2 separate regions of the Homo sapiens genome follow, and region 2 is linked to region 1. Evidence: chromatin contacts called from ENCODE Hi-C or POLR2A ChIA-PET data. All regions are on one chromosome and are shown on one strand. The core of a region is the stretch at or near the end of the contact, and the rest is flanking DNA. Distances in the headings are between cores, read along the strand shown.

Region 1 (2,700 bases), core at 14-2,513:
TGCCGACATACATTTTTGTTTGCATTTATTGATCACACAATTTCATACTTATCTCTACCAAATACTATAAGGTGTCAAAATTTGGCATAGAAGCTACAAAACTATAATTTATCCCAAAACAGAATGATCTTTGCTTGTGTAATTTCTAATAAATGAAACATTAATATTGGTTTAATGGAGATAGCTAAATCTTGAATTATTTAGTAAAAATATCCTAACTTATAATCTTGTGGCCTTAGGCAGTCTAGTCCACAGACATGAAGGAAGTTTGTTCTGGGAAAGGACTGTTATCTTTGTTTCAAAGCTAAACTATAAGCTAAGTTAATGAACAAGAATAGCTTGGAGGCTAGAAACAAGTCAGTTAGGTCAGGTCGTTTTCACTGTCTCAGTTACAATTTTGCAATGGCGGTTTCATAACTTTAAATGATGACTATTGCAGTTTTCATAAATAATCTAGGTAAATGATTAAAATAAGTAGATAAATGTAATGGAATACTCATAAACAAACTTGCCATAATTTCGAATCTAAAGTTATATTAAATTAAACAACGGATATTTCATTATTTGGGTATTCTCCAATAAAATACATTGTAGGAAAACATTCTTTTTTAGTTCTAATTTCCTTGAAAAAACTTTCTGCTGCTTGCTCTTTCTCAACTCCCTCTTGAAGGCAAATGACTTAGATTTGCTCTTCTGGGGTTATTTTCTAGATTTCATGGGAATTCTTTATTCCTTTTATTCTTTTTTTCTCCACTGGCTATGCATTTTCAAATAGTCTGTCTTTGAGCTCACTACTTCTTTCTTCTGCCTTATTAGTTCTGCTGTTGAGACCTTCTGATGCATTTTTCAGTTCAGCCAATGTATTTCCCAGTTCTAAAATTTGTTTAATTTTTTAAAAAATTATTTCAATCTGCTTGTTAAATTTCTCTGATACATTTCTGAATTGCTTTTATATGTTATTTTGGAGTTTGCAGTTTCCTCAAAACTGCTAGTTTGGATTCTTCATCTGAGAACTTACATATCACTATTTCATTAGGGTCAGTACTGGAATCTTGCTCTGTCCGTTTAAGGAGGTCATGGTTCCCTATTTGCTGTTGTTTATTATAAACATACAACTATGTCTTCGCATTGAAGGATTCGTTATTTTTTCCAGTCTTTGCTGTCTGTGTTACTTTGCTCTTACTAGCATATGTGTGTTTAGAGGTTACCCGTGAAATTTGCCTGTTAATTCCCTTAGCACTAGATCACTACCTCCTTTTTGGCACTAGATGGTGCCCTAAGACCAGGTTTGCCGCAGCTTTTGCAGCCTTTCAAAGCACTGCCGATCTTGGAAAGAAGGTGTCCCAGAGGGGATTCCCTGGCTGGGTGGGAAAGCTGGCTAGGGGTTTGTGCCCTCAAGGATCCAGGCAGTGCACCTCCTACAGCATGGTGCTGCCAAACTGCCTCTCTGATTTGGCATCTCTTTGCCCGGGATGGAGAGCAGCTCCCAAGTTGTATGCACTGGGGCTGCTTGCCCCACCTCTTCTGTCTAGCTCCCAGATGCCCTCAGGGTCCTTCTGGCTGCAGACACTCATGATGCTTCCCATGGGCTGAGACAGGAACAGCTTTCCTGCATAGGAATTCAAGATATTGGGGAAGATGGCTGTCCACCTTGACCTCCCTTTTTCCGGTGCTGAAAGCGTGAGTGCTGGGTGACATTTCCAGGAAGTGCCTCGCAGTTTGAAGGAAGGCTATTATGGATAGAGAAATCAATTTATCGTATGTTCTGCTTGCAGTTTTTCACGTCTTTGTGTCTCCAGGGATTGTCACAGCCTCGGTTTTGAGTTCTTGGATATTGGTGGTGATGATCTTTACACTGGCTAGTTCTGTTTCATTTTCTGTATGGGAGAGTGAAGTCAGATTACTTCTTCTCTGCCATTTTGGTGACATCACCTTAACCCTTATACTTTTTCACATCAGTGTGGAAAGCTTAAATTCTTCCATTTTTTGTCCTATATATTTTCAAAATAGATTTTTTTAAATGCCTCCCCCAAAAAAGGAGTTGTAAAATCATATCTTTTAAAAATTATATTAAATCCAGAGTTTTGTTTTTGTTTCTTAACAAGCACATTTAAACCCTCTAAGCATGTGCCTTGTTTGAATGGGATTGAATGTAATGGTAGTTGCTTTGGAGTTTCTAGGCCTGAATTGCTCCAACTTTGCTTTTACTCATCCAAACCCTGCTTTGGGAAAATTGAAATCCATGAATATTAAAAATTCAAATTTTCACATAATTAATCTGAGTAATACATTTTACTATGAAAGAACTCAAAATGTGCTTTTAAAAGGTTTCACTTCTAGTTTCTCCTAAGAGTTTCACTGCAGCCTTTAAAATACCCTTTTCCAAAACTCTATGTAATTTTCATAAATATATCAATGGAGTATGTGTTTTTATGCATATCAAAATAGGTTTCTTACTGGTTCCCACTTCTCTAACCATCAAGAATAGTGATACTGGTCTGGCTCACAGTGGCCTGTAAGCCCAGCACTTTGGGAGACTGAGGCGGGAGAATCACTTGAGGCCAGGAGATCAAGACCAGCCTGTGCAATAAAGTTAGATGTAAAAAAAAAAAAAGAATAATGATTCTTTATTTTATTTTTATTTTTTTTAAGACAGAGCCCAGGCTGGAGTGTAGTGGTGCCATCTCAGCTCACCACAAT
Region 2 (2,700 bases), core at 181-2,680, 240 kb after region 1:
CTTTTGATGAAATTCAACACCACTGCTTGTTAACAAAATTTAAAACTTCATAAGAAGCTAGCATCTGAGGAAGATGTTTTTATACTGATGAAAGGTGTCTGAAACCTACAGCAAAGGACATATTTAATAATAAAGCACAAACAGAAATGTCACTTACATTCATACTACCCAGAATTTGTTTTAATCAGTAACGGTAAGACACACAAACACAGAAATGACTGTCATGAGGGAAGTAGTTTATTTTACTACTCACAGTTCCTTAGAAGCTGTGGGCACAGCACACCACAAGGGGGAGGACAGGGAAACATCAAGGTCAGTCAGGAGGCAACGTGAATGGGGGAAAACATGGGAAAGAATCTTTATTGCAGTTCCATGGGAGGGAACAAGCAAGTCAGGGCAATCAGGCTTAGCATTGGCTAGTTTAAATATTTCATTGTCTTCTGGAAAGAAGAGGCTGCTATCTGGCCCTGAGGAAATTAGAGAGGCAGAACAGTGGCCAGAAATGTCAGAGTGATAAGGAAGAATAAAGACTGCAAAAGAGATAAACAGAGATAAAGAAGAATAAAGAGTGAGGAAGAGATGAGAAAGAAGGGGGTATAAACTCTGGGTTGGTTGGATTATATAGGAAAGTCATGCATGCAGGCAAGTTGTTTATTACATCCAGCAATTAGCCTATCCTCAGAGGGGCAGTCCCTCCAGGGTCAACAAGGCCCAGATTTCAAAGCATCAAATTCAGAAAATAAGAGACAAGACTAATACACCATTAAAGTCAGTATTATAATTAATATTATTCAACATTATCCTGGAGTCTCTAGCCAATGCACACAACAGCAAAACCAACAAGGTAACAAATATCTGAATGGAAAAGACAGACTTTTAAATTCTCAGATGATGTATCTACTTAAAATTTAAAAACCAAGTCAAGCAATCCATTAAAAGCTATTAAGTAGAGAAACTAAAAACTGTCCTGTGTACTATATATCAGTGAAGCTCATTTGTAAAATGTAGTATAAAGGGTGATTCAGAAGAGCAACAAGAACTAAAATATTTTTAGAATTGATAGACAATTTCAAAGTCTATAAGGAAAACTGTAAATGTTTATTGCAGATATAAAAGAAAACATCAGGAAAAAAGAGGTGCAGGTCATCACTGCTCCACCTAGTTCCAATAACTACGATTTAATTAAATAACGTGAGTTCCCCAACATGGTTCCAAATTCAGTTGCCATGGTATTTTAACTGTGAGTAATTACGTAAAGTACAAACTTTGTGTGAGCTCTTCAGTCCACAAATCACAACATAAATAACAGATGCAATCATGATCAGTGACCCATCATCTCTTTCAAATTATGAGGTTGCCAATCACTGCATATTTGTTACTGAGTTTATAAAGAGAACAAAGTATGTCGTTGTCTTGCCTCTTTGTCTCCCAGTGAGACGCTCACGTGACATTTTACAAAAATGAACAATCAAAAGAGGGAAGTGGTCAACAAACATGAAACTGCAAACAAAAAAAAAAAAAAAAGAAAAAAGGGATAACACAAAGTGAAATTCAAATGGAACATAAATGTAGTTATAGAAGAAATAGTGGCCATTCACTGAGGCAGATGTTTGCTCGGTATTTCAATTATTTTTGACAAATAAATCAATTCTGAATCTGACTGAAGCTCTATATTTACAGAAATACAGGGGGCACAGACACATGCTGTGTTAGGTTGTTTTTCTGTTGCTATAAAGAAATACCTGAGGCTGGGTCATTTATAAAGAAAAAAGGTTTAATTGGCTCACAGGTCTGCAGGCTTTACAGGAAGCATGGTGCTGGCATCTGCTCACCTTTTGGGGAGGCCTCTGGAGGTTTCCATTCATGGCAGAAGGCAAAGTGGAAGCAGGCTTCTCACATGGAGAGACTGGGACTAGAGAGCAAGCTAGGGAGGTGCCACACACTTTGAAACAACAGATCTCCTGAGAACTCACTCACCATCAGTGGGACAGCACCAAGTTATGAGGGATCTGTCCCCATGACCCAAACACCTCCCGCAAGGCCCCACCTCCAACATTGGGGATTGTATCTCAACATGAGTATATTAGTACATTTTCACACTGTTATAAAGAAACTACCTGAGACTGGGTAATTTATAAAGGAAGTTTTAATTGACTCATGGTTATGCATGGCTGGGGGTCCTCAGGAAACTTACAATCATCACAGAGGGTGAAGGAGAAGCAAGTCACATCTTACATGGCAGCAGGAGATAGAGAGCGAAGAGGAAATGCCAGACACTTATTAAACTACCATATGTCATGAGAACTCTCTCACTATCACAAGAACAGCATGGGGGAACGGCCCCCATGATCCAATCACCTCCCCACAAGTCCCTCCTTCCACACATGGGGGTCATAATTCAAGATGAGATCTGGGTGGGGACATAGAGCCAAACCATATCAATGAGATTTGGAGGGGACATCCAAACTATATCACAGGTTCAGTAAATAATACCACAGAATGCAATCAGAAAAATGCAGAATGTTGAAATACCACAGGATAAATAATCTGGTTTCTTCAATCGAAACTAAAGGAACCAATGGAGTGCAAGTGAAAAAAGATGTAGGGACACATGTAGGTGATATACTCAAAGATATCAAAGGAAGCTTAAGACGTCTTATCATCTAATTTTAATGTATACTCCTTATTCAAATCCCAATT

What was found. Hi-C counts contacts between places; a loop is a spot of excess contacts on that map. ChIA-PET counts read pairs that join two places held with the same protein, here RNA polymerase II (POLR2A). Pooled maps may share reads with other maps.
Region 2: a loop to region 1 is called in a pooled map, with 5 times the contacts of the local background. The contact joins two enhancer-like sites. A Hi-C loop is called at or near these places in 6 of 168 maps with a recorded cell type or tissue (GM13976, GM18951, HepG2 and 3 more) and 3 of 50 pooled maps. POLR2A ChIA-PET finds 5 or more read pairs at or near these places in 3 of 52 experiments (GM12878, activated CD4-positive, alpha-beta T cell and activated naive CD4-positive, alpha-beta T cell).

Annotation. Positions count from the first base shown.
Region 1 is chr10:26,333,993-26,336,692 of GRCh38, forward strand. No RefSeq gene overlaps it. Among named protein-coding and RNA genes, the nearest start is that of APBB1IP, 100 kb to the right of the region's middle. Within about 2 kb of position 1,264, at least 4 of the 41 ENCODE cell types and tissues checked have a DNase peak (open chromatin) inside an H3K27ac peak, as active enhancers do.
Region 2 is chr10:26,573,586-26,576,285 of GRCh38, forward strand. No RefSeq gene overlaps it. Among named protein-coding and RNA genes, the nearest start is that of LINC03028, 4.4 kb to the right of the region's middle. Within about 2 kb of position 1,431, at least 2 of the 41 ENCODE cell types and tissues checked have a DNase peak (open chromatin) inside an H3K27ac peak, as active enhancers do.